Regions from separate parts of the Homo sapiens genome. Here region 2 is linked to region 1. Evidence: read pairs that join two places in POLR2A ChIA-PET (ENCODE). Cell type or tissue: PC-3. All regions are shown on one strand. Links, peaks and the distances in the headings refer to the core of each region. The heading gives the core; the rest is flanking DNA. Region 1 overlaps CERS6 (ceramide synthase 6). Region 2 has its middle 33 kb from the start of STK39.

The links. ChIA-PET counts read pairs that join two places held together with the same protein. Peaks named below come from ENCODE experiments on the same cell type or tissue, not always from the same donor. Only the 100,000 strongest peaks of a DNase experiment are listed, where the experiment ranks them.
Region 2: POLR2A ChIA-PET joins it to region 1 with 10 read pairs; 2 of 35 experiments call an interaction of 5 or more read pairs at or near these places.

Annotation. Positions count from the first base shown.
Region 1 is chr2:168,524,895-168,532,894 of GRCh38, forward strand. The region is part of intron 1 of CERS6 (ceramide synthase 6); the gene reads left to right. Among named protein-coding and RNA genes, the nearest start is that of MIR4774, 54 kb to the right of the region's middle. In PC-3, for the core only: no CTCF peak of the experiment used is centred there; no DNase peak of the experiment used is centred there; H3K27ac peaks cover 1,585 bases.
Region 2 is chr2:168,272,363-168,288,886 of GRCh38, forward strand. No RefSeq gene overlaps it. Among named protein-coding and RNA genes, the nearest start is that of STK39, 33 kb to the left of the region's middle. In PC-3, for the core only: no CTCF peak of the experiment used is centred there; no DNase peak of the experiment used is centred there; H3K27ac peaks cover 397 bases.

The DNA of each region.
Region 1 (8,000 bases), core at 1-8,000:
ACTATATATCTGTGTCTATGTCTGTATCTCTAGCTATGTGGACATTTTTCCTGAAGAAAAAAAGATGCATAATATCATAGCTATTTTTGGATGTTGGAGGATTGTCATGTGGAAGAAAGTTTGTCTTTATTCCTCTTGGTAGGAAAGGCTCAGTTGGCAGAGCTATGGAGAGACATTTAGGTTCAGTTCTAAGGAAGAATTTCCTTAGGGTGGTGCCCACAGGTGCAGTGTGGGCTGCTTTAGAGAATTCCTTCATTCCTTAAGACCAGTCTGTTCAAGTCCAGGCCAAGGCAGTGGTTCTCAAGCTTCAGCATGCCTCGGGATTACCTGGAGGGCTTGTTAAACCCAGGTTGCTAGGCCCCACGCCCAGAGTTGTTGATTTAGTAGGGCTGGGACAGGTCCCCAGAATTTGTATTTTTATCTGCTTCTCAGGTGAGGCTGAGGCTGTTGGTCTGGAGACCACACCTTAAGAAACACTGGACGAAGTACAGCATCTCAAACTGCATTGTGTATGGCAGTTATTTGGGGATTTTTGTTAAAACACAAAATCTGATTTGAGTTGGCCTAGAATTGGGCCTGAGAGTCTGCATTTTTAATATATCTACCAGAAAATACCAATGCTTATGGTTCTTGGGTCACAATTCTTGTAATGGGGTAAATAATCCCTTGTCAGTGATGACGAGGCTTGAGGAAATTTAAACATTCAATGGGCTTTTGGGCCAGAGGGTATTCAAAGTCCTATACAACGGCCCGAGCCCCTGTGAAATGATTTTATTTTGGTAAGTCCCTAATGGGGACAAAGAAAAACTTGACTTTTGCCTTTCAAAAAAATTTTTATGGTAAAATGCCCTTTTCTTACAATTATCACACCATCATTACTAGCATTTTATGACCCTTCTCTGCAGGTCTTTAAATAAGAACTCATTTAAGTCACTCTATGAGCTGTTGCCCCTTAGGAAAATGCCTCATTGATTGAGTCTACCACTGAGCTTTAAATGGAAATGACCTTCATTTTAAAAATTTAATTGAGCTTTGATATTTACTTGCACATTTGGTTATTTCTCATAAATGCTCCTATCAAAGAATTTTGAGAGTTTAATACCATTATGTCCACTCAGTGTGCTTTCTAATGATGCCCCTAGGGTTGTGGCTATTTAAGGATTACAATAAATCAAGAGAATACTAATCTCTTAAAAAATAATGTGGATCTGTATCCATTGTTTGGGTAATGCAAATTTGCATTAAGAAAACAAAATGTCCCCCAAGAGGATATGCATGTTTCCTTATTAAGAGCCAAGTGAATATTTCATTCTGTTTTCTCCTATTTGCTCCTTATGAGTAAGCTGTGTTTTGCCTTTGTTAGCTTCAAAGTTTGCTCTCTAAGGCCTCTTATTTGAGCTTCTCTTTGATTTTAATCCTGTGAGTTTCCATTGCTGTTTAGGTTTTCTGGCATTGAGGGGATATTCTCCTAGAAGCACAAGCAGTTCATAGACCAACTGGAAGTACACGATGAAGAGCTCAAAAAAGAAAAGCTGGTTATTAATAGCTCTTTAACTTATTGATATGTTATTTTTCTCATACAAAGAGAAGAAAACCAGCATTTGCCTGTATATGTGCCAGGCACTTCACACCAGTGTATCATTTAATTCTTTAAACAGCCATATGGTCCAGGTGATATAACTGTATTACAGAAAAACTGACTCAGGGAGGTAAACTAACTTAATATCTCACAGCTAGTAAGTGATCAAATCAGGATTTGAACCTATGACAGCTTGCCTTTAAAGCTGTTTAGCTGCTTTTTATACAATGAGGCTTCTTAATACAAACAGTAAATTGTTTGGAATGCAGATGTTTCCACACCCTGTGCGAGTGGCCTGACAGCAGAAGGTTTTGAATGAGAGAGGGAGAAAATAAATGTCCTGGTCAGTTAGTATCTCTTTAGTTTCTTATCCAGCAGCCTTCAACAAATTCTGTATTAGCCTGTGCTATAAAAAGCAAGTGAAGATAGATGCCCAGTTGGCAGGAGCATCCCCAGATTGAAGCGTTTGAACACGTGAAGAACACTCTGTGCTGGTTATTAAGCCATTATCTCTTGGCTCCAAATCCACCCTTCATATTTTGTTTGTGACACTGGGGCTGAGGCTCTAAAACCATGTTTCTCCTTTGCCGGCTTCTTCCCTATAGTTTCTGTCAACAGAAGGTTCTAGAGGGAGGCTGCTTGGCTGGAAGAGGAAGACTGGACATGCTTATCCTGTTTGCCTCCTTTCCTGAAAGTATCCCCTTAGCATCAGTGGATTTTTCTTCTTTATTTAAAAACAGACTTTATTTTTAAGAGCAGTTTTAGGTTCACATCAAGATTGAATTAGAAAGTACAGAGATTTCCCATATCCCTGTCCCTACACATGCGTAGACTCCTTTGTTATTAACATCTGCCAGCAGAGAGTACATTTGTTGCAGTCGATTAACCTATGTCATATTATTATCACCCAAAGTCCATGGTTTACTTTAGGGTTCCTTCTTGGTGTTGTACATTCTGTGGGTTTATGCAGATTTATAATGCCATGTGTCCTAGTCCATTTTATGCTGCTGTAATAAAATACCTGACACTGGGTAGTTTGCAAAGAATTAAATTTATTTCTCACAGTTCTAGAGGCTGGGAAGTTTAAGATCAGGCAGTGGCGGGTGTGGTGGCTAGTAAGGGCCAAGTCTCTGCTTCCAAGATGGCACCTTGAAGGCTGCATCCTCTGGAGTGGAGGAATGCCGTTCTTCCCATGGCAGAAGAACAGAAGAGCAAGAGGGAGTGAACTCATTTCCTTGAGGGCCCCCCCGCCATCCATTTTTTTGGATTTAGAGTTTGGCGCTATTGCCCAGGCTAGACTTAAGTAGTAGTATCTCAGCTCACTGTACCCTCCACCTCCCAGGCTCAAGCAATCTTCCCACCTCAACCTCCCAAGTAGCTGGGACTACAGGTGTGCACCACCACACCAGGCTAATTTTTGCATTTTTTGTAGAGATGGGATTTTGCCATGTTGCCCAGCCTGGTCTCAAACTCCTGAGCTTGAGTGATCTGCCCACCTAGACCTTCCAAAAATGCTGGGATTGCAGGTGTGAGCCATCATGCCCAGCCTCCATGAGCCCTTTTTACATGACATTAACCCATTCATGAAGGTAGTGCCCTCATGACCTAAACACCTCCCATTAGTCCCCACCTTCCAACACTGTTCCATTGGGGATTGTGTTTTCAATATGTTAATTTTGAGGGACACATTCAAACCATTGCACCATGTATTTACTATTATAGTATTACAGAAGGTAGTTTCACTGCCCTAAAAATTATTTCATCAGCAGCTGTTCTACACCCAGCAGGAGTGTTTTGTTTTCAATGATTGATTCTGGTTTCTTACTTTTCCCCAGCAATCTCTTAAAGCCATCTCTAGTGGGGGGCTGCCCCCTCATCAGGGGTCTGGGTTCTTCCCCAGTCCCTACTCTTCCTCCCAGCCCTAGGGCTGGTGGCTGTTCCTACCTCCTCTGTGACATCTCAGGGTTTCCTTTGTGTCTTTTAGTACTCTAATATCAATTTAACTATTTCTTATTTTAAATTCTGTTAAAATAATTTGTGATTTCTGTTTTCCTGACTAGATCCTGACCAATACTCTTTGGGAGAGTAACCTCTAAGCTACATTGAAGCATGTACTGTGAACAGATATTGCCCAGTGCTGACATAAGGGAGTTAGGCAGAAGTTGTAGAAGAACTAGAGGTTCATAGTTTTATAGCATGAGTCACTGCTGGGATAGCATGTCAAATATGAGGGAAACAAACAGACAAACAAAAAACAGGAGAAAGCAGCCAAATGAGAGAAGCTGTGTGTTCTAGCAACAGCTTTTCTAATAGGTTTGGGAGTACTACTTTCTCTGGACCTCAGTTTCCTCACCTTTAAATCTTAGGTAATAGTGATTGTGAAGTTAAATGAAATTAAGAGAATTGAAAGTACTTGTAAAAAGTATAAGGCCTTGAATTCAAATAAACGATTGTGACAATGAAATAATATTGTAATGCCATCATCAGACTTGATCTCTGTCTATATAAAGGAGTTTGCTGGGACCATAGGGGTTGTTAAGTGATAATAGGGTGAGGGGTTATGGAGACCAAGCCATCATGAGGGCCACTCTGTCATGGCATCCATTGTGCCAGGAGCATGTGCTGTCTCATTCAACTTTACCATTTTATAGTGGACAAACTAGTTTGTTGATGTTGAGAATCAACTTTCTTAATTATTCTCCATTTCTGTCAGTGTGAAGGATTCTACTGTCATTGTCTCATTCTTTCTGTTGTTCTCAGTCATCCTCGATTGTGAAACAGGCACATGGTAAGTAGTGGTGTTAGGCTGTCAGATTCTTCTGGGGGGAGTTTTAGCATACTAAGAGACCATGAGTTTTAATGAAAACCTTTATGGAGTTGGTGACTCTGTTTTTTGAAATTCTATAAAGTCATTCTGTTATCAGTAATCCACCAGAAAAATAAAGGGCCTCATCCTCATTAAACTCTGCATATAACCAAAAGTCTTCTGTGGTAGATCAGGAGTAAAACCAGGTACCGATCATTGATGACCAAATTTTGTGGGTTTTGAGGCACCAATGGATAATCCCTTGTAGTATTAATATCTAGGCCAAAAGGAATGTTCACAGACTCATAAACATGTGTCACCAACTCAACAAAGTCAGAAATGTTAGAGGGCTCAGTCCTTGGAGCAGAATGACAGGAATCTGTATTGGCATTCATCTCTTCAGTTTTTAGTTCAAGTTACTGAAACACCAGAATCTTTTCCTCATTTGTGAAGCAGTGATGATAATATCTATTTGCTTATTCCTCAGGGACATTTTGAGGGTTGACTGAGATCAAATGTGAAAGGACTTGGTGAATTGTAAGGCACCTAGAAAATATAATGGAATTAAAGGATTAATGCATTACAGGAAGGCTTGGAATCCCACCCCCACCCCCAAGACCTGACATTTAGCTTCAGGGGCAATTTGGGGATTTCTGGACAAATCCAGCAGTCACAGGGGCCTATAAGACAGTCTGTGTAGAGGCGCTGAAGGCCTGCTTCTCGCAGCTATGTGTTTCTTGGCTGGTCATCTGAGGAAGATGAATGATAAGGGAGGCCCAGGCCCCCACACAGAGTGAGCTGCTTGAGGGCAGTGACAGGGAACGTGTCTGTAAGAGTGCCGAGGGGTATGGTTAAAGGGAATTTTGAGGCACTTCGGATTTGTGTGACATGTCAAAAGCTGACAGGCTGTGCTGGAAGCAGCAGTTAGAGATGGAGTTGCCAAATCGCATTCAGTGAGGTACAGTGGCATGGCTGACAGCAAAATTCTGTGAGGGTGCAGTTATATCCTTCCATGAGAGGGGCAGACAGTATCATTCTCCATGTGCAGAGAAGATACTGCCTTACTCAGACATTACAGATTCCCAAAAGATTCTTTGACAATTACTGTAATTTTACAAGTACCACAATACTGTGCAAATATTGGCTAACATATAGTGGTAATATCTTAAAGACTTTCTCGACAAGGGTATTTTCGTATATAAATACATACCATGCAATTGTTCTTCTACAATTTGATGTTTTTTTATATCTGGTTTTATGCAGAATACAGGAACATATGTTTCATTGTTTAAGATGAAGACATAATTTGTTTGAATTTTATGAGCTTCATCCTTTAACAGCTAGATTCTGTGTTTCTTTAATAGTTGAAGTGAACTCATAATGAAATATCTTAAGTCTAGGGTACTTTTTCCTAGAATCCTGGGAATGTGTAGCAAGGAGCGGCAGTTTTGACATTTCTCACATTACCTTGGACTTTCCAAGGATCCCAGCTCTTAGGTTTTGAATGTGATGGCCTTTTGGTCTCTGATCTGAAGTGATCAACTCCTCAGATGAGGTTGGTATGGACTAGACTGACTGACCTGTTTATTACTGCTATTTAAGATTAAGCTATGATTTTTAGAAAGTTTCTTGTGAATCGTTTTTAGCTACTACCACAAAAAGCCTTTGCCAATGGTTATTTATTAATAAAAGCAACCACTGTCTAAGGGTCTTTTCCACTTTTAAAAAATAATAAAATGAAGATAGATTCAGAAAACAATCCTTAATTAAAAAAAATTAAAGTTAGAAAAGAAAAAGATGGATGAGGAAAGGTTTATAGGATTCAGGCTGTTTATTCTGGAAGAGAGAAGAATGCAAGATGACTTAATCTGTGTTTTGAAATATTTGAGGAGGTTATAGACTGCACCATCTCTCTAGAGGACTGAGAAAAGAGGAAATGGGTTTACATTTCAGCAAGAAGGAATGACACAGGAAGAACATTTTGAGTATGATGAAAAACTAAAATAGGACACTTAGGGAAGATTAAAAAACAACTTTTTATTTTGAAATAATTATAGATTCACAGGAAATTGCAAAGAAACATACAGGGAGATTTCATGCCTAAAGGAAGTTTTTGAATGCTCTCTCTAGAGAAAAATCTGGCTTGGAGAAAGGCAGTTGGACCAAATGACATAGTAAGCTGGAAGTTTTCTGGCTCTTTCACAAATCTGTGCATCTTATGCTCTTCCCATAACATGTTTCCCATTAAAAGTCACTGACTGTCCGGGTGCGGTGGCTCACGTCTGTAATCCCAGCACTTTGGGAGGCCAAGGCGGGTGGATCACCTGAGCTCAGGAGTTTGAGACCAGCATGACCAACATGGTGAAACCCCGTCTCTACTAAAAATACAAAATTAGCCAGGCGTGGTGGCAGGTGCCTATACTTCCAGTTACTCGGGAGGCTAAGGCAGGAGAGTTGCTTGAACCTGAGAGGTGGAGGTTGCAGTGAGGCAGGATCGCTCCACTGCACTCCAGCCTGGGCAACAGAGCGAGACTCTGTCTCAAAAAAAAAAAAAAAAGGTCAGTGACCACCACAGACGAGGGCACCTTCTGATGTGTGAAAAGTATGTTTCTTGTCATGAAAATTTAAGGAGAACCAGCACTTGCTGAATATTTTCCAAATTTGGGCTCCATTGTGAGAGGTGCTCAGACAAAATTTGCCAGGTAGATTTTATTGTCTTCATTTTGTAAGCATAGTAACTAGGGTTCAGAAATATTAAACTGCTTTCCAACAATCTAGGCTCAGAGTAGGTGCACCTGGGATATGAGTTTGCACCAGAGGAATTGTTCTTTCTACTATATGATGCTACTAGAGAACAATTCATATTTTTCCTAAGAAGAAAATTGTCTTCTTACTGCACACTACTCTGCATGCCATCCTCCCCTATCTCTGTCCCATTCCAGTTGCTCCCAAGGTGCCAGTGATTTAGAAAATCCCAACATGAAACAGAGTGTAATTATGATTTTCGTTATGTAGATGAGAAAATAGAGAAGTTCTGTGGTGTCTCCAGGCCCAGGAAGAAGCAATTTCTTTTCTGGTGGCATCAGAGATTCTCTTAACTATATTTATTTAGTGTTGATAACACTTTTTTTGGAGTAATTTCATCTAGTTGCATAGTTTCATGTCTTTTGGTGTTCTCATTGCCTTGAATGCCATCCTTTTTTTTCTATCTGTACAGGTACTAAAAATGGCCTTTTATTTTTATTCCATTTGTTTTCTCCTTTGTCTCAGTCACAGTGTAGCCCTTTGCTAGAAGAGCCCCGTGGAGTTAGCTAAATTGTAGCTGTCTCAGGGCTTTCCATGTTAGATTTTTGTATCATTGAGGTTTTGAGTCTTACCTGGGATAGAGACCATCTTGTTCATCTCTATTTTTAACAATACTTACTTTTAATTTTTGGCATTAAAAATTTGAACTCTCATTTTAAGATGTTGAAAAATACAGAAAAACATTTTTTAAAGAATATAAAGTAAGCCATAATCCCATTGTTTGGCAACAAATACCGGTAACCTTTTAATATATTTTCAGTTTCTTTTATATGGCAGAAATTTATATGTAAATAAACAGTGACCAGATAG
Region 2 (16,524 bases), core at 3,811-11,810, 250 kb before region 1:
TTTCAAGCCTGAACTTCAAGAGCCTTGCACATGTCCCCTAGCTCTTTCGTAAACTTGATGAGTGACAATGTACACAGCCTGCTAGAGATCAGAAACAACATGGAAGAGTGCCAAGACACTTTAGCCAACAACGAGCCATTCCTAGTCAACCCAGAAACTGATCACAGTCATGTAAATTAGCCCAGCTGAGACCAGAAGAACCACCCAGCTCAGCCTAGCCCACATTACTGACCCACAGAATCATGAATTAAATAAATGGTTATTATTTTAAAGACTATGTATTGGGGTGACTTGTTATACAGCTAACTACTAGTCTCAGTTAACTTTCTTTAAATTTTCTGACTCCTACAAAAATTTGAGTTATTTACTTTCAAGAATAGCACTCTATTTTCTACTCAAAATTAATGTATGTTAATTATAGAAAATTTGAATAGTACTGAAATGCAGGAAGAGGAATAAAAATAGTATATGGTATACTACTGTAAAATAACCTTAATAAAATTTTAGTTTATCTGTTACCAGTACATTTTCTAAATATAGAAACATTTTTATATAATTTGATATATTTGCTTTCTTTCTTTTTTTATTATTATTTCTTTTCTTTTTTTTTTTTCTGAGACTGAGTCTCCCCTTGTCGCCCAGGCTGGAGTGCAGTGGTGTGATCTCAGCTCACTGCAAGCTCCGCCTCCCGAGTTCACGCCATTCTCCTGTCTCAGCCTCCCGAGTAGATGGGACTACAGGTGCCCGCCACCACGCCCGGCTAATTTTTTGTATTTTTTAGTAGAGACAGGGTTTCACCGCGTTAGCCAGGATGGTCTCCATCTCCTGACCTCGTGATCCGCCCACCTCAGCCTCCCAAAGTGCTGGGATTATAGGCGTGAGCCATCGCACCCGACCTCTTTTCTTTTCTTTTTTTTTTTTGAGACAGAGTCTTACTCTGTCACCCAGGCTGGAGTGCAGTGGCATGATCTCCGTTCACTGCAACCTCTGCCTCCCAGGCTGAAGCGATTCTCATACCTCAGCCTCCCCAGTAGTTGGGATTCCAGGCGTGTGCCACTGCACCTGGCTAATTTTTAAAAATTTTTTAGTAGAGACAGGGTTTCAGCATGTTGACCAGGCTGGTCTCAAACTCCTGGCCTCAAGTGATCTATCTGCCACCATGGCCTCCCAAAGTGCTGGGATTGCAGGTGTGAGTCACTGCGCCCGTGCAATTTGATGTATTCACTTTTTAAATAAAATTTTTATTTTAAAACATCCCTGAACATGTTTCCTTGCAATTGATGTTCTACAATTTTAAAAATGTTTGCTTCGTATTCCATCTTACATTAACTTTAAAATATTGTCAATTTAAAAAATCAATTCCAATTAATTGATATTATGAATAATGACATAATAAACATATTTGCACATTAACATTCCCATTAATAAGTGTATAACAGTGCCCATTTCACTGAGTCCTAGCCACTACTATATATTTACATTGAAAACAAACCAACTTTCCTGCCCTGATAGGCAAAAAAAAAAAACTAACTGTGCATGCATATAATTAATTAGAGTTCAATATTTAAGATTTTTAAGGTGAAATTTACAATGAAATACCCAAATCTTACGTGTATCATTCTATAAGTTTTTAACATGTAAACCCGAACCTCTATTAAGTTATAAAACATTACTATGAACCCCAGAAAATGCCTTCCTTCCCTTCTCAGTCAACACTTACCTTGCCCTTCAGAGGCAACCACTCTTCTAGTTTTCTCCATCATGGATTTTACCTGTTCTAGAAGTTTATGAAAATGGAATTATATGTAGTCTTTTGTTAAAAACATCTTTCACTCAGCATAATGTTTTTGAAATTTATCCATACTGTTGCATCTAGGAGCAGTTTCTTTCATTTTTTTACCAAGTAGTATTCCATTCTATGAATATACCACAGTAGGTTCAGCCATTCTTTTGCTGATGAACACCTGGGCTGTTTCTAGTTTTTGGCTATTGCAAATAAAGCTGTTATGAATGTTCTGGTACAATTGTCTTTTTTGTTCACATATGCTTTCATTTTTCTTAGGTAAACACCTAGGAGTAAAATTATTAGGCTCTTGGGTAGGTATATGTTAAGTTTTGCAGTGAATTGCCAAGACTTTTTAAAATGGTTGTACAATTTTATAGTCCCACCAAGAGTACATGAGAATTATGGTTACTCCACATCTTAGCCAGCATTTAGCACTGTCAGTCTTTTTAATTTTAGCCATTGTGGAGATGCATAGCCAGTCTACTTTTTAATTAATGAATATTGGGAATGTTTAACATAGTCATTTATATATAGCTCAAAATTTGAAAGGTGCAAAGACTATACAAGTAAAAGGTGAGTCTCTATCCTAGCCATTACTTTGCCACCCGGTTTTTGTATATACTTCTAGAGATAGTCTATGCATATTAAATACATACAAGTATGAATTCCTTTTAAAGATATTTTCACACAAAACCGTATCTTGTTTTTTAACCTAACAATATTTCAGTTATTATTTCATCTCAGTATACACAGTATTTAACCAGCTCTGTTTCCCTGCACTTAGATTGTTCCTAGTCTTTTGTTATCATAAAAAATGCTGCAAAAGATTTTCCATATGTGTGTGTAAATACAAAATTTTATATGTGAAAGTATATCTTTATGTAAACTCTTAAAAATGAAGATTGGCGAGTGTGATAGTTTTATATGTCACTTGGCTAGGCTATAGTATCCAGTTATTTAATCAAATCTAGGTATGCTATTAAGATATTACGGTTAATATTTACAATCGGTTGACTTTAAGCAAAGATTACCCTTAAAAATATGGATGGGTCTCATCTAATCTGTTGAAGGCCTTAACAGCAAACACTAAGGTTTTCAGAAAAAGGATGACTTCTTCCCCAACACTGTAGCATTAACTCCTGCCTGAATTCTCAGCCTGCTGGCCTGCCCCACATATTTTAGACTTGCCAGACCCTACAATCATCTGCACCAATCCCTTAAAATAACACTCTTTATACATGTATTCCATTGAGTCTGTTTCTCTGGAGAAGGCTGACTGACTGATAGCATTGAATTAAAGAGGATGAGTGTTTTAAATTTTTATGGATATTGCCATATAGTCTTCTAGAGAACTATTTATACATTACAAATAATATTTTAATGTTTCTGTTCCTTCTACATATTCACCAACATAGTGTGATACCAAACTTTCTCTCATCTGATAAGTTTAAGACAGTATCTTATTTTAACTTTAATTTGCATTTTCATCCATTAAATAATTTAATGTTTTAGTCTTTTTATTTTGTGTGATAGGAGACAGGAACATAATTTTATTTCTCACATAATAGATAATATAACCCATTATCCCTGTGCCATGGAGTCAGTAAATGATATTTTTTCTCATTCTAAAATGCCACCATTGTCATGTACTAAAAATATACTTATGAGTATTTGGGATATCCCTTTATACACATATTACTGGGTCAAAGCATATGAAGAGTGCCATTTATTGACTAGGCTGCTCATTCCCTACTAGTTTGAAATGCTTCTTTTTTCATACATTAAATTATATGTATATATATATATATCTGATTCTATATATTTGAATATACTTGTATATATACAAATATTTGTATATACTTGTATATATACAAATATTTGTATATACTTGTATATATACAAATATTTGTATATACTTGTATATATACAAATATTGTATATACTTGTATATATACAAATATTTGTGTATATACTTTTATATATACAAATAATGTATTCTATATATTTTCCATTTTGTTCTATTGTTTTGCCCTCCTATTGTGGTTTGACTACTGCAATGTTTTATTTTCCTTCTCTTTTTTTGTGCATATAATATATGGTAAACCAAGATCTCAGTTTTCTCCCCAAAATTTTCATAGGTATTTTTGCTCATCGATGAACTTTAAGATTGTTTTATGTATTTTTAAAATTAAATTTTGGTTCAATGTCACTAATTACCTAGATTAGACTTTGGAAAATTGGCATATTTATAGTGCTAGGTTTTTCCCCAGTTTTCACATGATTTTTTTTTCTTTTTGAGACAAGGTCTCATTCTGTCACCCAGGCTTGAGTACAGTGGCATATTCACAGATCACTGCAGCCTCGACCTCCCAGGCTCAAGTGATCCTCCCACCACAGCCTCCCAAGTAGTTCAGACTACAGGCATCTGCCACTACACATGGCTAATTTTTGTTTTGTATTGTTTTGTTTTGTGTTTTATAGAAATGGGATTTCCTCATGTTGCCCAGGCTGGTCTTGAACTCCTGAGCTCAAGAGATCTGCCCACCTCAGCCTTCTTTGGGCCAGGATTACAGGTGTGAGCCATCATGCCCAGCCTTACATGATTCTTTAAGCAAGTTTATTTCTCTAAAAATAGGACAATCATATGATTTATAAATAATGACAAATTTACGCCATCCTTTCTAGTATTTATCATATTTACTTTGATTTGGAGACAAATTGCATTGGCTAACTCTGAAAAGACAATAGTAAAAAATAATGATTGTATTGATATCTTGCTTGTGATTTAATGAGAATGTGTCTAATTTTCCCATATCAAGAATAATGTCAGTTGGTAGTTATGAATAAATAAATACTTGTATGTATGGGGGTATAGGAAATAATTTATTCTTAAGAATGTAAGAAAGTTTTTATTTCATAAATATGTAAATATTCCATTTTATTTTACTAATGCTGACTTCTGTATTCAGCTCTAATGTTTTCTCATATACAAGGATTATGAGGGAAGCAAGGTGGATTTTTAAAACTTAGTGTGTTTACATTGTTCAAGCAAGGTGGATTTTTAAAACTTAAGATTATTTATATTGCTCAAGCCCATCTACTACAACAATGCTTCTTTTAGCACTTAAAAATCACCCAGAGTGCTTATTAGAACACAGGTTCCTGTCCCCTCATCTCCTGAAATTCTTGTTCATTAGGTCTGGGTTGGGGCTCAAGTGCTGCGTTTCAGACAAACTTTCAGGTGATGGTGCTGCTACTGGTCTATAGACAAACTTTAAATGGCACTGTACTAATTAACAGGTGACTCACTCAAGGTGCTCTTGAGCAAGCCGACCCAGAATGTCTCTATGACTTGTCATCTAAGCCTTCCTCATCTCATTTCACCTGCTGCTCTATTCAAAAGCCTCCTATATTTCACTAAAATCCTCCGTCTTAGTGAATCCTTCCATAAAACACATAATTAGCACTTACATCATGCACATATACTTTTTTTCATTTTAATATGTTACATGGATAAAAGCCTCCTTGATCAGCAGTAGTAGGATCTTCTTGGTAGTTCTAATCACTGGTATTTAGGCAACAAGTATCAGTACCTTACGGGTACCTCAACATGCCTTCTCTTTTTCTTTCACAATAATAAAATATTTGGCTGAGTCCATGGAAGTCAGAAATAAATAGAACATTTTTGAGCCTCCATTGCAGCTAAGATTAGTTCTGTCATCAGTGGGATTTAGGAGGAGGTAGAGTATGGCACTTTCCAGGAACCTTCCTTACCAGACAGCTCCCAAACACCCATTGTCTCCCATTCTCCCTTTCCTCCATTTGGTGGCTTGGCATGAGTTACCATACCTGGCACCATAAAGTTAAGGCCACACACAAGAAGTAAGTAGAAGGAGTCCAGGTCCCTGTCACCATGGAAAGCCTTGCCATGGAAAGCTCTGGACCACCTGTCTAGAGCTCTACAAGAAAGAAGTACTCATTTCTCTCCTGTTTAGCTGATTGTTAGTTCGGGTTTTCTGTCATTTGCAGCTGAACCTAATCTTTTTTTGTTTGTCTTGTTTTGTTTTGTTTTGTTTGTTTGTTTTTGAGATGGAGTCTCACTCTGTCGCCCAGGCTGGAGAGCAGTGGCTCAATCGATCTCAGCTCACTGCAAACTCCGCTTCCCAGGTTCAAGCGATTCTCCTGTCTCAGCCTCCCGAGTAGTTGGAACTACAGGCATGCACCACCACGCCTGGCTAATTTCTTTGTATCTTTAGTAGAGACAGGGTTTCCCCATGTTGGTCAGGCTGGTCTCCAACTCCTGACCTCAAATGATCCGCCTGCCTGGGCCTTCCGAAGTGCTGGGATTACAGGCATGAGTCACCCCGCCCAGCCAGCTGAACCTAATCTTAACTAAATCAGTGGGGCAATTAGAAGAGGTATCTAAAAAGTTAAGTCTCAGCAAAGGAACCCTTTGTTCCAACCTGACGAACTCCAACAGTCTCGTTTGTGTGGTTACAGGATTGTAAACATTTAGATCCTGTCAATGCCTTAAAACATCTAATTGACCAAGACATGCTCTCATAAATCCACTAATTTAGTACATTCTGTTTCTGTTGCCACATAGTACATAATATGCTTGTGTACATAATTACATAATTAAATGCTTATAAACCCTCTGAGCAAATACATTTATGTGCTTATCATTAACCTAAAACATTTCTCTCCTGATAGGTATTACTCATCATTTCCACATCTGTTACATGATTCTTTTTAAATTTCTTCCCTTACCGTATTCCTCCCCCACCAAAAAACTAAAAGAATCATGTAGACATTTATGGCCGTATTTCTATATATTTAAGTTCAATCTCATCATGTCCTCTCTCAATTTTTTCACAATTTGTGATTATTAAATAACATATTGACCAAGAATTCATATTCAAAGGAAATGAATACTCAGTAGAGTATAATTGTGTGTGTGTGTGTGTGTGTGTGTGTGTGTGTGTGAATAAAAAAATGATAGACTTCAGGTTACGATTTGATCAGAAGCTTTGAAAAGAGAATAATCTGTAGATATAAGTACTTAAGTGATAAGTTGAAATTGTTCTTACTTTTTATTTCCATTTTGGTGACCACGGAGATACTATAAGCAAAGAACACCATCAGAGATTAGCTATGGGTAGCAGTGATATTATTTGGTCTTAAATCTACATATTCTCTGTTTTTTGTTAGCATTATAATCAGTTCCTGTTTTTATGTTTCATGATAAAGGCAAGTGGATTTTTGTAATACTTAACTATTTATTATAAAGTTTTTGCTGTGTCTCCCCAGACTGGACCATTTATCCATGAAGCTTGAGTGACTAGAAGGCTTGTTAGACTTGTTCATTATAGGAAAATGTGCTTGCTCACTTGTCATTAAATGTATCAGTTGTGTGCTAAAGCCTACTCACACCAGCCTGCAAAAGCCAGTGAGGAATATATCTTCCCAACTCTGCTTTCAGTGACTTCATGTTATTTGCTTGAAATAAGCCAGAGTAGGAATATTATTGACACCACCAAAATAGGCAAATGCTAAAAATCACAGCTCTTTTCTTACCCTAGAGAGCTGGTTGTAAAATATTTACCAGCACATTACTAAAATATTTGTTTTAAGAAATTTAATCTGCTCACTTAAGTTGTAAATGAACTCACTAAATTTGTGTTAATTAATTTACCGTTCTATCTACTATGTATTTCTTATTAAGCATGGAACATTTTGATTCACTCTTATACATATGGAAAAATTGAACTCTGGCAGAGTTTATTCAAAAATTTGTCTTTGTACTTATACTTGCTTTTTCAGTTTCTCTCTTTTCTTATTTAATTTTTGTCCACTCGATATATAAAAACAGATGGAGGTATGTTTAAATATTCCCACTAATGGTTTTGTCAGTTTCATATTTTAAAGTTATATCATTTAGCTTATAGAAATTAATACTGTATTTCTGTTGTGTATTCTACCCTTAATATAAAATGATTCTTTGTTCCATTTAATGATCTTTTTCTCAATTTCTAGTTTGATAATAATAATGGCACTTTTCCTTTGTTTTACTCTCACACATAACTTTATTTTTACCTTTTTATTAACAAGTTATACTTGGACATGATTTTTTGACTCAATATGAAGATCTTTATTATTTAACTTCAAGTTACTTGTATTTATTAAGGAATGGATATACATGGTTTCCCTTCTTTTTTTATATATTTTATGCTTTCTTGCTGTTTTTTTAAAAATTATTTACTATGTTGTGTTAGGATCCTTGCTTTTTTCCCCTTTTGGTGATTTGACATTTTTATTTTGTTAATGGTTAAACTACACTGTCCATATTTCAATTTTTTTATTATGGACCAATCTTTGATTGCCTAGAATAATTTTAAGAAGTATATGTGATAAATTAGAAAATTTTTTGCAGCTAACGCTACAAAATATGATTCCCTCTCCAATATAGGGTTGCCAGCAATTAGGTAGCAAAACACTCACAGCCCAATTAATAAACAGGCATAGGATATGAACAGAAAGAAATACAAATGATCTTTAAACTTATGACAACATATTTACCTTTCTTTTTTTGCTTTTTGAGACAGGGGCTTGCTATGTTGCCCAGGCTGGAGTGCAATGGCTATTCACAGGTGTGATCATAGCACACTATCACCTCCAACTCCTGGCTTTAAGTGATCCTCTCACCTTATCCTCCTGAGTAGCTAGGACTACAGGCAGGGGCTAGTGCTCTGGCATCTAACCTTTTTTTTTTTTTCATCATTTTGAATTTGTCTTTTTAAGTTCTGGGAAAATTTCTTGAACATGTTTCCTAATTCCCTGAATCAAAGTTTTATCATATTTCATTTGCTTTTATTTCTTCTTATTGTTTATAATTTAGGAGCTGTGATTTGCATTTCCAAGAGCTCTTTCCTACTCTCAATTATTTTCCTTTTCATGGTTATGTGTCATAGTTTTATCAATGTATTGTCTTTATCAGTCTTGTTGAAAGCATACATTAGAAGTTTCCAAACTTCTTATTTCTTCAGGAACAACTTACTGTGATGATTCAGATTGGCTGCAGCTGTTCAAAATGTTATATATGTTTCTATATCTGATGATTTTCTCCCATCATCCTAAAGAGATTCTAGTTATACCGCTAATCACAATAGCTAGTGTTTATTGTGCATTTATTATAAGACAAGATTTGTGCTAAAGGATCCACACATGCCATTTAAGTAATCTTCACAACAGCTAGAAGTAATCTTCACAACAGCTGGATGCTAAATATTACTATCCTCATGTCCTAAGGGTACTACAAGTTCTCCACCCTTTCACAAGAATAAGATTACTTCACAGAGTATTCTGGGCACCGCCCAATCTACCCACCTGCAAGAAATGAACTACTGAACTGAAAGGAGAGTGCTTCATTTCTTGCAGGTGGGTAGATTGGGATGTGCATTTCCCCCACCTGTGCAGAAGATCTATTTTTCCCAGCTACTACCTCCAAGCCAAAAGTGTTCTGGTATCCACAGCTATAGTTCAGTTAGCTTTAGCTTTGCTTTGGTAGTTCTACTTTGGTCTTCCAGATAATGCCAGCCACAGTAAGTAACCTTTACATGTCCTTCAGAGACTTACGTTTAAAAGGCAATACTACATGTTTACCAAGCTTAAGCTGTAAATGAACTCCCTGAATTTGTGTTAATTAATTTACCATTCTATCTACTACGTATTTCCTATTAAGCATGGAACATTTTGATTGGCTCTTACACATGTTTACCAAACTTATATGAGCTCCATAAATAATTCGTATCAGTCAGGTGTTGGAACCAATTCTGCCTCGTCTATGTGGATTTCTGTTGCAAAGTCTTAGATCTAGAACACGTCATGTTATAGTCATTGTGTTTTTCACATGGCTTAGAGGTCCAAATTCCCTGGAAATATAGTGAAACAGAGGGAGCTATGGCAGGATATTTGTATACTATGTCCCTGCAGCAGCATGAAGATAGCTGGGCCACTATCCCATTTCTTTGCCTCACACAGTTGCCTTCATTAGCAGTAAGCCATAGTGGGGTCCCTACTCTTTTCCTGACGCTGCTATCCTTACCATGTGTAAACCTAAATGCAAGCTACAATGGGGGATGAACCAACTGGGCAGGTGTTTGAGCTACCAATATATAAGGGGGTAACATATCTACCACTGCATAACAGATCACCCCAAAACTTAGTGGCTAAAAATCATAGTTATTTACTATTGTTTATGTGCCTTCTGGGTAGTGGGGTTGGTATCTACGCTGGGTTAGATGGCTGGCTCTGTTAATTTTGGCTGGGTTTGCTCTTAAGCCTGTGGATCAGCTGATGGGGCAACTTTGCTCCACTTGTTTCTTATTCTCTTTGGCCCAGTGGGCTAGCAGGGTGAAGGCAGAAATGCAAAAGGAAATGCAGAAAGATTCATGGTCTCCTATGGCCTAAGCTCAGAACAGGCACACTGCACTCTGCCCAAGTATCACTCGCCACAAGTCCTATAATTAGTTCAAAATCAAGGGAAGGGAAGACAGTCCACTGACATCAAGGGTTTGAAAAGAATGTAGTTGCAGGACGTGGTAAGGAATTGAGATCAATAATACAATCTAATCCAGGAAATGCATTTACCAAGACCTCCTTTAAAAGGAGTATTGTATGTGTTTGGAAGGAATTCTTTGTTAAGAAACGTAAAGTTTGAGATAAAATCCCCAAAGGATTTGTATGTTTAAAACCAGTTGATCACGGGCAGAGCGCGGTGGCTCACGTCTGTAATCCCAGCACTTTGGGAGGCCAAGGCAGGTGGATTACGAGGTCAGGAGTTCAAGACCAGCCTGGCCAAGATGGTGAAACCCCAACTCTACTAAAAATACAAAAAAAAAAAAAAAAAAAATTAGCCAGGCGCGGTGGCAGGTGCCTGTAATACCAGCTACTTGGGAGGCTGAGGCAGGAGAATCCCTTGAACCTGGGCAGCAGAGGTTGCAGTGAGCTGAGATCTCGCCACTGCACTCCAGCCTGGGCGACAGAGTGAGACTCTGTCTCAAACAACAACAACAACAAAAACTAGTTGATCACTAAACTACTGTTCAAGGAATAACGTTAGGTTAACCAAGGCACTTTGTTTTACGGAGCAGGATATGTGAATTTGGACCAGAGCCAAATGCTTGGGAGGAGAGAAAAGGGACTTCGGGCTGCTACCATTCTCTGTCTTTTATTCACGGGGTGTTTACTCTCTTCTATAAATAGATGCTTAATAGAAATTCAGTTTAACGGGGCAGCATATTTCCGCACAGCCAAGGGCACCTGCATATTCTGTTCCAGACCTAGCTAGAGGAAAACTCCCTGTAGAACGTGCTGGACTCATCTGGGCCCACACAGACTTCCTGAAACCCCTCTTGCCTCCAGCCCTTCCTGCGTGGAGTGGGGAATGTCAGTGTTGTTCTTGAAGGACACACTCTTATTTACTTTCAAGTTAAACTTGTTTTTCACATGTGGTGTGCATTGAGTTGGGACAGCCCTACCCACAATTGTGTGGCACCTGCAGTCTATTTTGTGGAAATTTCTCAAAGTCTGTACAACAGATAGGTTTTTTGTTTTGCTATGTAATCCACGTGGTAACTGATGTTTCAGCCTAAGTTTAACCTGGAAAGAGAAACCTCCTGAATATTTAGACTAGAGCATCTTTAATGCAGAGAATTGTCTACCCACAGAAATAAAAAAGCTAAGATGTCAAAATGTGGCCATTAAAGCAACCTAAATATTAGCAACATCAGGAAGCCTCTACCATGCTCAAGCTGGAGGGACGGAAGGAGGAGGGGGTAGTATAGGGGTGACTGCTGTCACGCTGGGCCTGATTACCTGGATCCCTCCTTCCCCTCCCCCTGCAGCTGCTGGAAGAGAACTTCCCAAGGCAGAGGGAGCCTGGCTTCTCTAGTGCCTCCCACTGGCTGAACCCGGCTGTAAACAGCAGCCATGGAGCCTGGGAAATTGGGTTTATAGCCACCCCCGTTCAGTACCCAAAAAGAGTGGGAAGACGTTAAAGGAAGTATTTGCAGGCAAACAGGCCCACAGCTGGCAAGCTCCTTCTCCCCATCTGAAGAACTTTTAAAAACCTAGTGCCCTCCCCAAGATTTATATGAATGAGGAGACTGGTTTGGCTCCAAACTCCCTTCCACTGAATACGTCAGGTTTAAGGATCATCTCAGCATCATAAAGGTGCTATTCTTATTAACCCAGATAAAAACTTTTCTTAATTTTCACTAAACAAAACAAAATAAAAAAGAAAACTTACAGGACATTCATGAGCATATCTGACTCTATGAAGGTATACAGGAACAAAGAGATTTGCATTAAGAGTAATACAAACACTTTTCAAATGCTATCAGACAATCTTGTGCTTAAAAAAAAAAAGTCCCACTGTCATTTCTGCAGATTGGGCTCCTATTTTCTTCCATCTCATTCAACCTTCATCTCTATTCTCTCTCTCTCTCTCTTTTTTTCTTCATCTTCACTTTGCTGCATTCCTCACAAGGTCAAAAAATTAAAAAAAAAACAACAGCCGTAGTTACTGCCTCCCCTGACCCCTTGTCTTTGTGTGTTTGTGTGTGTGTTTTAGCTCTCTTAAATCTCTCCTCCCAACTGAGTCCCCAGACTGATCTTTGCACATCCAAGGCCTTGGGCTGAAGTTTTGAAAATGATATTGGAAGGTTCTCATAAGGGCAGAATGGTTAGGGAGATCCTCTGTCCCCACTGGCCCTGGAGAGCCATATCCTGCCTGGTTTAACATTTATCTCTGATTTTTCATTTTCAATGAAGCATTTTTACTAAAGTTGCATGATAATAAGCCAGGACAGGGTTGGTAGACGCTTATCATGCACATCCAACTTCTACGTGAGAGTTACATGTACAGCAAGCAGAGTTCTCACTTCTCTGTGTGGTTAAGTCTGAAAGATGACTAGTAGTAATCTTCCAGACCCTTCCTGCAGGCAGTGTAACAATCATCTCCTTTAAACAACAACATGCTGGGTGCTCACTGATACAAGGAAGCTTATCCTGACATAAGTGACTAGTACAAGAAGCGAATGCTCCTTTCCTCTAGTGGACATGAGAAAACTATCCAAAACTGCAGTCAGTCACCTGGTGTTCCAGCTGGTTGCGCTATCTGCCGCTTGCCAGATGCATAAAGCTACCAGGAGATTAGTTGGTGGGACTGGTAGGAAATAGGGGAAATTATGGTTTAGGTGTACATGAAATATCTGTGGGAAATTGAGGCTGAGCATTCTTACTGTAGAATGTCCTAGGTAATCTGAACAATCTTTCTCTAGTATAACCCTTTGTTTTATTGTTTCATAACCCATTTTATTTTTCAATAAAAGCTTTCAGGCTGGGCGTGGTGGCTCACGCCTGTAATCCCAGCACTTTGGGAGGCCGAGGTGGGCAGGTCACCTGAGGTCAGGAGTTCAAGACCAGCCTGGCCAACATGGTGAAACACTGTCTCTACTAAAAATACAAAAATTAGCCAGGTGTGTGACGCACACCTGAAATCCCAGCTACTCAGGAGGCTGAGGCAGGAGAATCCTTGAACCCTGGAGGGGGAGGATGCAGTGAGCCAAGATCACACCACTGCTCTCCAGCCTGGGTGGCAACAGCGAAATTCCATCTTAAAGGAAAAAAAAAAAAAGCTTTCAATAGCAATTACATTTTAAAAATGAATATGTATGTTTTGGATAATTTTACTTAACATTTCTCCTCCCTTTCTTTTCTTTTTTTTTTTTTTTTTTTGGAGACGGAGTCTCGCTCTGTCACCCAGGCTGGAGTGCACTGGCACGATCTCTGCTCACTGCAACCTCCGCCTCCTGGGTTCAAGCGATTCTCCTGCCTCAGCATCCTGAGTAGCTGGGACAACAGGCGCCCATCACCACGCCCAGCTAAGTTTTGTATTTTTGGTAGAGAAGAGGTTTCACCATATTGGCTGGTCTCAAACTCCTGACCTTGTGATCTGCCTGCCTTGGCCTCCCAAATTGCTGGGATTACAGACGTGAGCTACCACGCCTGGCCTCCTCCCTTTCTTTACGTTCTCCCTTTCTTAACAAATTATCTCCAAAAATAATTCTTAAAAAAAAAGTCTAATCTAGTTGTGTTTTGGCTTTATTATTTACCTAGAGGCAGTGAGGAGTGTTAATTAACCAAACGAGCCTCCTCCCTTGAGTTTGCTCAGCAAATCTAGAGCCATAGAGAATTAAGCAACTACAACTGTGTGAAGCCAGCGAATTTCTGCCAGACATTTTTACAAGTCATTATAGATTTTTAAAGGCCTCTATTATTTGCTTTTGTATTCTAAGGCTAGAAAACCAAGTTCGTGCGACTCTCCAATGCACTACCTATAGTTTGGGTGAATTCCTCTCTGCTCAAGAACCCCCAAATTTGACAGCTTCTGGCCTGCTAAGGAGTAAGCTTGCGTACTACCTGTGAGGCTGGGATCTTGAAAGCCATAGAATAAGACCAAGCCAGTTTTCCTGGAAGGGCTTTTACAGCATTGATTCCACATAAAAGTACAACTCTGGTTCCTTAATGGTGAGCTTGTTACGCTTGAGTGCAGAGAATTAGTCACAAGTATGGTACATCAGGTTTAGCCTTAGTTGCACAAATAATGTTCCATTTTTTCTCTAGCAAAGGCAAGAGACATTCTCACTGAACATATGCAAATAACCATATTGCCATGAAAAATAAGAATGCTCAGTAAGAGTATTTGCTTCTTTTGAATATGCTTTCTTATTTAGCCAAACAGAAAGTTACAGATAAAATAAGAAGAAAGAAAAGGGACTTCCATGTATACATATGAGCAGAATATAGAACATACATATAATGCCAATAACATTTCCAATAAACCCAGTACAAGTAAACATCTCTATCGGTTCATGCTATTCTATGTAATTAATTCTTATACCCCTGGATTTTGAATCATTAGTCTGCCACCTGCTTCTGGGCTAAAAAGAATCCTGGAAATGTCAACTCAGTCCTAGGGTATAGTCTGAAAGTTGTCTGTCTTGTCAGCTCAAAAGCCAGCAGCCAGAGGCTTATTTTTGAAGGGTGTGGCCCTTCACATGAGGCTCGACACTGCTTTATTGAAGACCCAATTTTCATCTCATAGCTTGTGGCAGAACCTTCAGGACAGCATTAGGGGACAAGAGAACTACTTGTAATGGCACAACTAATTGGTTGTTGTTAATTTATTACAATAACCAGTACAATTAGAATGGAGGAGAATGTCCTTTATTGCAGTTACTATTACTGTTACATAAGGAAGTGATCATTATGTCTCCTGAAGATAAAAATATATCATGGACAGTGAAGGCATTGATACTTTTCCAGGGCTTTCTTTTTCTTTCTGGAAAGTGCACAATCTCTGAAACATTTATATTAAACACATTTTACCAATATTAAGTATCTTGTGATTTGACAACTCTGTTCATGAAATTCTTAGGGCAATTTTGAGTTAATTAAGCAACATGGCCTAGCATGGTGGTGCACACCTGTAGTCCCAGCTACTTAGGAGGCTGGAAGGATCACTTGAACCTAGGAGTATGAATCCAGCTTTGGCACATAGCAAGACCCCATCTCTTGGGGGAGGGGGGAAAATAAAAGCAACAGAAGATAAATATGGAGTATAAAATGAGCCTAAATGTTGACAATATTCTTCTTTTCATAAGATGAAAGAACAAATCTTTGTGATTTTCCACAGTCCCTTCTTTGGGAGATCTCAAAGATAGTTTTGGGTGAAAAAGACATCCTAAAAAAAATGTGGAGTTTCTTGTATGTTTTTGTTTTCTGAGTTTATTTTTTTATTTTTCAAAATTTTTTTTTTTTTTGAGACAGAGTCTCTCTCTGTTGCCCAGGCTGGAGTGCAGTGGCACGATCTCAGCTCACTGCAACCTCTGCCTCCTGGGTTCAAGTGATTCTTGTGTCTCAGCCTCCCAAGTGGCTGGGACTAGGGGTGTGTGTCATGATACCCAGCTAATTTTTTTGTATTTTTGGTAGAAATGGGGTTTCACCATGTTGGGCAGGCTGGTCTTGAACTCCTGACCTCTAGCGATCTGCTGGCCTCAGCCTCCCAAAGTGCTGAGATTACAGGCGTGAGCCACTACACCCAGCCTGTTTTCTGAGTTTAGAGTCTGATCTTGGGAAGGCAAAAATCAAAAGAGTTATCATAAACTTGGTCACTTGACTTACCTAAGATTACGGGAGTCTGAGAACAATAGCTTGAAACTGCAGCCCACCCCAGGAGTCCGCTCTGTTGCCCAGGCTGGAGTGCAGCGGTGGGATTTTGGCTCACTGCAACCTCTGCCTCCCGGGTTCAAGCGATTCTCCTGCCTCAGCCTCCCAAGTAGCTGGGATTACAGGCACACACCACCATGCCTGGCTAATTATTTTTTTGTACTTTTAGTAGAGACGGGGTTTTACCATGTTGGTGAGGCTGGTCTCAAACTCCTGACCTCAGGTAATCCACCTGCCTTGACCTCCCAAAGTGCTAGGATTACAGGAGTGAGCCACCACATCTGGCTAAAAGCACAGTTTTTAACTACCAAAGTACAAAATAGAGCTTTTAAAAAATTCATCGGCACCCTTGACACGAACATGCGTATAAGGACCTTGAAGGAAAATTGACAAGAACTGAGGGAAAGTGGATGGATAGTGGAAGGCATTGAAGAGGAATGTCCCTG